2 separate regions of the Homo sapiens genome follow, and region 2 is linked to region 1. Evidence: chromatin contacts called from ENCODE Hi-C or POLR2A ChIA-PET data. All regions are on one chromosome and are shown on one strand. The core of a region is the stretch at or near the end of the contact, and the rest is flanking DNA. Distances in the headings are between cores, read along the strand shown.

What was found. Hi-C counts contacts between places; a loop is a spot of excess contacts on that map. ChIA-PET counts read pairs that join two places held with the same protein, here RNA polymerase II (POLR2A). Pooled maps may share reads with other maps.
Region 2: POLR2A ChIA-PET joins it to region 1 with 11 read pairs in activated T-cell. The contact joins the promoter of ADGRG5 here to the promoter of CX3CL1 in region 1. A Hi-C loop is called at or near these places in 2 of 37 single-sample maps with no recorded cell type and 3 of 50 pooled maps. POLR2A ChIA-PET finds 5 or more read pairs at or near these places in 2 of 52 experiments (activated CD4-positive, alpha-beta T cell and activated T-cell).

What each region holds. Positions count from the first base shown.
Region 1 is chr16:57,369,879-57,374,069 of GRCh38, reverse strand. CX3CL1 (C-X3-C motif chemokine ligand 1) reads right to left here and starts at 1,580. Exons shown (of 3, transcript NM_002996.6): 1 at 1,432-1,580. The coding sequence starts at 1,501.
Region 2 is chr16:57,539,695-57,543,937 of GRCh38, reverse strand. ADGRG5 (adhesion G protein-coupled receptor G5) reads right to left here and starts at 1,295. Exons shown (of 12, transcript NM_001304376.3): 1 at 1,237-1,295. RefSeq lists an enhancer at 1,346-1,515.

The DNA.
Region 1 (4,191 bases), core at 331-2,830:
GTAAAGCCAATGACCAAGATGAGGGCAGAAGCCTGGTTCTAAAGCCTCAGGCTGCTAGTCTGAGCACCCAGGGTCCCCCAGTGTCCCCTTTCCATCCTAGCCTAGGACCCTTCCCTCTCTCAGCTTAGTAAAAGTAATCCTCCTCCTCCGCCCTCTTCAAAACACCTCCATAGGCATTGGAACCTCGTCACCCTCCCCCAATCCACCGGAGAGGTAATAGCTATATTTAAAGATGCAGCAACTGGGACCAGAGGAGGCAAGACCCTGCTCACGGTCACATAACAGGACTGTGGCAAAGCAGCCGCCATCTGACTCCCTGCTTTCCAGATCTCACTGTCCGCAGACACCTCAGGCTTCAGGGCCCCAGCCCAGACAGCAGGAAGCCAGCAGGAATTTGCCTCCACCACTCTCACGTGCCCACCCACCCACACACCTGCTCCCTGCCCCAGGGTGAGTTTGCTCCATGGAAATATCTGGACAGTGGGGACTACTTCTCATTCTCCCAGACTTGCTGTGTGCCCACCTTCTCTGAAGGTCACCCTGCCAGATGGTGGGGGCACTCCCTGAGGAGGGGGCTGGCTAGCGGTTCATGGAGGTGATGTGGCCCACAGAGGTGGTGAGTGTGCATCTGTGCTCTCTCCTGCATTCAGTCCCATGTGTCTTACCTTCTCCTGCCCTACTTGCTGGCTGTGCATTGTCAGGCCAGTTTCTAAACCTCTCTGGGCCTCCATCTTATCCATATCAGGTAGGATGGTTAATTATGTACCCCTACCAGGTCCTGGGCTTCAGTAAGCAAGTGACTAGAGGCAAAAGCATTTTCTACACTGTGCTTGGAGGAGGAAGACAGCATGACGGGTAGACACAGGCAGAGCAACTGGGGCTATAGACTAGCACAGCAGTGGCAAGCCCCAACCATGAGCTGCAGTGACCTTGACCTTCACTGGTCCTGGGCCCCCTAATCCTGGGGGCTTTGAAAACAGGACAGGAGAAAGTCCCAACTGTGGCCTGGCCCAGGGCCAGGGCTGCGGGTTACACATTAACGCTTGATGGAAAGAGCCAGCCACTGTCAGCCAGGGCCTCCCACCCCAGTGCCCAGCAGGAGCTTCTGCAGGCTCTCTCCACCCCCGCCCTCCTGGCACACCCACACCTGGCTCCCTTATGCCACCCACACCACCTCTCTGTGCTTCCAGGCACAGCCACTTTGCTCGCTGGGCCAGGCAGGGCGGTCGCTGGCAACTGGAAATCTGTCCAGCGCTGCATCTGGGGGAAGCGAGGTGCCCAGCCCCCTCTCGCACATCCCTGGGGAAGCGGCTGCCACCGGCCTTGAGCTTTACCCAGGCAGGGTCTGGGGCCCCTGATGTCAGGCTTGAGGGATAGACAAGGGGCTGGGGGCTCCCTACCCTGTTTGTGCCCAAGTCAAGCCCCACTTACCAGCCAGCAGGACAGTCAGATGGCAGAAGGTGGCCAAGCGGAGCAGCCACGACAGAGATATCGGAGCCATGGCTGAGGGTGGGCAAGAGTCCCGGCGGGGGCCAGGCAGGCGGCTAGAGCCAGGCGGCAGAGCTCAGTGCTGTCCCCTTGCCGCCGCCAGAGATCTGTGGCTTTTTATAATGGGGTTGGCTGCCTCCGCCTCCAGCCCCCGCAGGCAGGAGGGTGGGAGGGGAGAGGAAGGGAGCCAGTGTGCAGCCGCTGGATTCCTCAGGATGTTGCCAAGGAACCAAGCCGGCTTTGTGTCCCTGGGCTTCTCACCATCCTAGGCTTGTCATACTGGGACCTTCCCCGGGAGGCTGGACTGGGCCTGCCTGGGTACAAAGGCCTCCTCTCCTGCCACAAGCTGGGAACATGCCCTAGGATCTGGCCTGGGGCCCTTGATCCTAAGTGGGCAACACACAAAAGGCCAGCAGGCCGTGGAATAGAGAGCGGGGCGCCAAGGGGCCGGGAGAGACTCAGGGCCCCTCCATCCTGGGTCTGACAAGCTCTTCTTTGATCCAGAGAATGCCTCGCCCACATCAGGATGGACCCCTAAATTTCCCCTCTTAGAATCCCAAGCTCCTGGGGGACCTTGTTGATCTATGCATCTCCAGAGCCCAGCAGGGAGCCTGAAGTCAGCAGGGGCTTGGTGCAGGGTCTGCTGAAAGAAGGATTGAGTCCAACTTCATATGGATAGATGGGGAAACTGAGGCCCGGAGCCACCCCAGGTTATCCACAGCATCAGAGTGGAGAACTCCCCTCCCACCACCATGATGAGCAGAATGTGGACAGCTCAGGACCCAGGAGAGAGCCCTGGCCTCCCTGCCTCCACCTCCCGGTCTCCCGCTCCCTGCTTTGCACCCACTCCCACCTCTGCTCTGGCCCCTGTTAGCCCAAAGAACAAGGTGGCTGCCAACCCATCCCCGATAACTCTGTGGCTCTTGGCTCCTCAACTCTGTAGCCGTGGCTTGGATAAGGCTTGCCTCTCGTGGGGCCTGAGTTCTCTATCTGCCCAAAGAGAGCATTGGGCTAGTGCAATGGGGAGAGGGCTTCCCAGCACCGGCCCTCCAACAGGCTCTCACCGAAGGGTGCAGAGGCTTGCCAGCCTTGGGAGCACATTAGAACACAGTCTGCCTTCATGGCAGCCTTCCCTAAAGGCAGTGGCAACAATCCCTGAGACTCCAGAAGAGTCAGCAGCTCTGCCTTGGTATAGGACTGAGCTGTACTGGTGTCTCCAGGCTGCCAATCTGAGGGAAACCAGTTGTGGAGCCAGCATCCCACGCTATGAGCCAGTTGGGCTGGGCAGAGGGGCCACAGATCCCAAGGCCAGGGACCTCTCTCTCCTCAACCACCCCCCCCCGCCCCCCCACCCAACCCAATGGGCTGCCTGGTGCATGGGGTTAGGGGTTAGGAGGCTAGATACTTCTTGAAGTAGCGGAACACCCTTGGCAGGAGCCAAGGTCCACTCATGCTCAGAGAATCTGTCCTGGCCTGTGCACATGGGAAGCTAGTAGCCTTCTCATTCCCAATGTCCAATCCCTCTTTTTATAACTGGTGAAACTGAGGCCCAGAGAGGGACAAGGAGGGATAAAAACTGAGGTCGTGTTCTTTCTGCTCTGTTCATGTAAGAACAGAGGAGGAGGCCGAGTGCGATGGCTCACGCCTGTAATCCCAGCACTTTGGGAGGCTGAGGTGGGTGGATCACCTGAGGTCAGGAGTTCGAGGCCAGCCTGGCCAACACGGTGAAACCTCGTCTCTACTAAAAATACAAAAATTAGCTGGGTGTGGTGCACACCTGTAATCCCAGCTACTTGGGAGGCTGAGGCAGGAGAATCGCTTGAACCTGGGAGGCAGAGGGTTGCAGTGAGCCAAGATCACGCCACTGCACTCTAGCCTGGGTGACAGAGTGAGACTCTGTCTAAAAAAAAAAAAAAAAAAAGACATTTTCTTAGGTTCACCAGCCAGGAAATGAGGGATCCTGGATTCGTCCCAGCCAGCTGGCTCTGAGGTCTGAGCTCAAGACCAGTAGGGTCCACCACCTGCCTCCACCCTCACTGCGAGGACCAATGTGAAGACTAAGTGAGTTTATGTCCATAGGGTACGGGACAGAGCCTGGCATAAAATAGAAGCGAAAATGCAAAGCACGGCTCTGCTTTTCCTCATTTGACCCTTTGGACACCCTCTACCCTCCCCAGGTCCAGCTTCTACTCCCATAAAATGGGAATGATCACCCCCATCTATCTCATTAGGATGTTAAGAACTGAATTTAGATTTAATTTGGACACAATAACCAGGCTTTCAGGCTAGCCAGACCCAAGGCTAAACAGGACTCCAGGCCGGATGTGGTGGCTCACACCTGTAATCCCAGCACTTTGGGAGGCCGAGGCAGGAGGCAGAGGCAGATTCCCGGGAATCTGAGACCAGCCTGGCAAAACCCCCTCTCTACAAACATGGTGAAACCCCCTCCCTACAAAAAATATACGAAAATTAGTGTGGTGGCCTGTGCCTGCAGTCCCAGCTGCTCAGGAGGCTAAAGTGGAAGGATCAAGTGAGCCTGGGGAGGTTGAGGCTGCATTGAGCCATGATCATGCCACTGCACTCCAGCTTGGGCACAGAGTGGGACCCTATCTGAAAAAAAATAAATAAATACATCAGCAGGACTCCACCACGGATAAGGGGTGTTCCCTTGGGCAAGTGACTTAACCTCTCTCTGCATTTCAG
Region 2 (4,243 bases), core at 46-2,545, 170 kb before region 1:
GTTTTCTCATCTGTAAAATGAGGCCAAGGAAATCTATTTCCCAGAAAGAGAAATTCAAACAACAATTTCCCTGATCCTCTCCTGGGAATCAGGCCCTGAGAAAGGTCCAGGGCTCTGATCAAAGTCCTTGGCCAGGAATACATCTGAGCACAAGGCTTGGGAACCCCTGCCTTCCTCCCTACAGCTGACCATGCACCCCCGAAGCCCACCTCTCCCCAGCAGCACGAAGGCCTACTGAGCCAGCCATTCTCCGCACACAGCCCCACCTGCCCCTGCCAACCACAGTCTGGAGCCCCTGCCCCTGGCCTGGGTGAGGAATCAATCAACCTGTGGTCTCTGCAAAAAAGCACTAACAGGCCAGGAACGGTGGCTCACGCCTGTAATCCCAGCACTTTGGGAGGCCAAGGCAGGTGGATCACCTGAGATCAGGAGTCCGAGACCAGCCTGACCAAAGTGGCGAAATCCCGCCTCTACTAAAATTACGAAAATTAGCCAGGCATGCTGGCTGGTGCCTGTAATCCCAGCTACTCAGGAGGCTAAGGCAGGAGAATCGCTTGAACCTGGGAGGTGGAGGTTGCAGTGAGCCGAGATCGCACCACTGCACTCCAGCCTGGGCAACAAAGCAAGACTCCGTCTCAAAAAAAAAAAAAAAAAAAAAAGCCCTAAGAAATGCTATAGTAACCCTATTTCCCAGGTTGGGAAAGAGAGGCCACCCTGGAGCCCAACAGGAAGTCTGTGACCAAGCCAGCAGCAGGTCCATTTACCTGAGACATGCTGTCCCCAGGATCCAATCCAGGTCACTCTGAAAGGAGCTGCACCTGCTCCAGATTGCCAAGCACAAACTGTGTGCCAGGTCCTCTACTGAGCCCCTGACAGCCATCCAAGGTGCAGGTTCCCAGACTCACCCCATTTTACAGATGAGAAACTGAGGTCCAGAAAAGAAACCTCTCTTCACTTGTCCCAGACCTCGCGGGGAAGCTAAGATTCGAGACCCATGCCTAACCACTTCTTAATTTAAATTGCCCCTCCTTCCAAAAGCACAGATCTCTACATTGCCCCAGATGTGGAGCTGCCAACCAGAAAGGGAAGGAGGGTGGGTCCCCAGCTTGCTCACCAGGATATCACCAGGTCTGTGCCCACCTGGACATGGGTATGGCCAGTGCCCACTGAGGGGCCTGTGGATAAGGACAGAGAACTGGGCAGAGGAGAGTGGGGAGAGGCCCGGAGGAGGCTGACCTGAGAAGCTGCCGCTGCCGTCTCAGCTGCTGTCTCGGCTGCTGTCTTGTAGCTTCTGCAGGAAGAAGGGGAAGTCGGGAGGCGTCTGTGGGTGGCCTCTCCCTTTGCCCCACACCTGCACCCCCACTGCACTTCTCTCTGCTCCCTTCACCCCAGGCCCAGGCACCACACTCTCACTTCACTTCTTCTTTCACCAGCAGCAGCCTCTTTGCTTCCTTCGAGCTGTCGGTCATGCCCTGGTCACCCTTTGAGGGTATCACCCCGTAGAGTCTGCAGCTACTTCCTGGGGTGGCTGCTCCTCTGTGGAGGTGCTCAAGGACATGGCAACGTGGCCTTATGCAGTGCGCAAGACCCACCTGAGCTCTGCACCTTTGGGCAAGACATGTTGCCCCTCTGGGCCTCAGTTTTCCCATCTATAGAAAAGGGAAAATGATCCCTGCCTGACCTGACAATTGATGGCATATTGATGATGGCAAAGACCTCAGGCAGCAGCTTGGTCAGACTGCCTGGGTTCAAGTACCAAGCCCACCACTTACTGGGTGGGTGACTTGGGGCAAGCCACTCATGCTCTCTGAACCTGTTTCCCCTCTGTAAAATGGAGATAATGACAGTACCATCTTGCAGGGCAGTGTGGGGCTTACAAAAGGTAAGGCTGGCAAAGTCACTGGAAGTGCTCTATGAAGCCGTCATATTTCACAGATGAGGGACCTGAAGCCCAGAGAGGACCTGGGCCTGGCCCAGAGTTGCCAAGTGGCAGAGCATGGTGGAGAGGGGCCTCCCTGGCCACAGAGCCCAGAAAACATGAGGCTGGAAAGCTGGCCAGCTTCTCCTTGAGCCAGGCAGCTGGATAGGCCTGTCCTGCATCAGCCATACCCTCTGAAGAGCTCTAAGGGAAAGCAAGGAGGTGTGTGTGGGGGATAGAGAGAGAGTGTTGGTAATGGGGAGACGGTGCTCTCTCTTGCCTGGGCCCCATCCAGACTCCTGGGAAAACTGACTCAGGAATGTGCTCTTCCAGCCCTGGGGGAAAGATGGAGAGGCAGCAAAAGGGAGAAACCAGACAGGTCCTAACATGGTCTCCCCGCTCTCTGCCTCACTGGGGCCCTTCCCGCATCAGCCCAAATACAGCTTGCAGGTAGTACAAGTGGCCTCTGCTGAAGCAGGAGGGAGCTGCTCCTTGGAGGGCAGCCAGGTCCCCACCCCAGCTGCACGGTGAAGGTTTTGCAGGGACACCGGTGCACCTGTGTCCTGACTCCTGGGCTACACTCCCTCTGGGTGACTTGGGCAAGCCTTGGCCCTTCTTTGCGCTTCGGTTTTCTTTGATCAGGATCCAGACCTTGACCTCCAGGCTCTTCCTTTCCGAGGTCACCCAGCTACCTCTAGGATTGCCATGCCAACCTCCTCCTTCCTCATGCTGAATGTGAGCCCAACTGGCTATTCTTAGGGCTCAGGAGGAGGCCCTGCCTACCCCATAGCCCCTCTAGCCTGGGTCTGTACCAGCCTCACTGTGCCTTGCTTCAGTTGGGGGCTAAGTTAGTGCCCGTTACTTAGCCCTGCACTCCTGATCCTGAAGCTCACTACCAAGATACTCTCCTGCTCAAAAGCCAGTGGTGAGGCTGGGTGCGGTGACTCAGGCCTGTTATCCCAGCACTTTGGGAGGTGGAGGCAGGCAGATTACTTAAGGCTAGGAGTTTGAGACCAGCCTGGGCAACATGGCAAAACCCCGTCTCTACTAAAAATACAAAAATTAGCCGGGTGTGGTGGCACATGCTTGTAATTCTAGGTACTCGGGAGACTGAGGCACAAGAATCGCTTAAACCCGGGAGGTGGAGGTTGCAGTGAGCCGAGATCGCACCACTGCATTCCAGCTTGGGCAACAGAGTGAGACTCCACCTCAAAAACAAAACGAACAAACAAAAAACCAGTGGTGGCTCCCTATTGCCTTCACAGTCTAACCCCGTCCAACTTCCATTGCCACCCAGTCTGATTGTGCTTGCCATATTAATACCCACCTCCCTGCTCGGTCCCAGCTGTGGTCCCACACATGTACCTGGGAAGCCCTCCAGCTCCTCTCCACCCATCAGGGCTCCACTGGATCCTGCCTCCTCCAGGAAGGCTTCTCTGCCTCCTGCTCCTCCAGGAAGGCTTCTCTGCCTCCTGCTCCTCTACAAAACACTCTGGATGCTTGAGCAGTAGGAAGCCTGCCAGTCTCCTCTCAGGCCCCCAGGCAGGGAGGAGGCCACATACCATCTCAGTAAAGTGTCTCCCTATATGGGGGCTACTTACCCTGGTGAGTAGCCTGCAAGAAGATTGTAGGTGGGACCCCGACAGGACTTTAGATAAACAGTCACAATGCAAAAAAAGTCATTTACACATCTTTTTCAATCTTGGTTGTGTCCAGCAAAAGCCTCAGCTTAGAGCTAAACTGTTTCTTTTGTTTTTTGTTTGTTTGTTTGTTTGTCTGAGACAGAGCCTCACTCTGTCGCCAGGCTGGAGTGCAGTGGCGCAATCTCGGCTCACTGCAACCTCTGCCTCCCAGGTTCAAGCTATTCTCCTGCCTCAGCCTCCCAAGTAGCTGGGACTACAGGTGCACACCACCACGCCCAGCGAATTTTTGTATTTTTAGTAGAGATGAGGTTTCACCATGTTGGCCAGGATGGTCTCGATCTCTTGACAAGTCAAGTGATCCGCTCACCTTTGCCTCCCAAAGTGCTGGGATTACAGGTGTGAGCCACTGTGCCCCGCCGAGGGCTAAATTGTTTTAACCCCTCTCTAACACAGACTATGTCCCTTATTTTTCCCCATTTTTCAATCTTTTATTAGACTTCAAAACAGGACGTCTGACTTTTAAATGTTTTATTGTGGTAAGATATATATATATATACACGCACACACACATACATATATGTAACAAAAGCTACCATTTTAAGCATTTTTAAGTGTAGATTCAGACCAGGTGGGTTGGCTCGCACCTATAATCCCAACACTTTGGACAAAGCCCTAGTGGTAG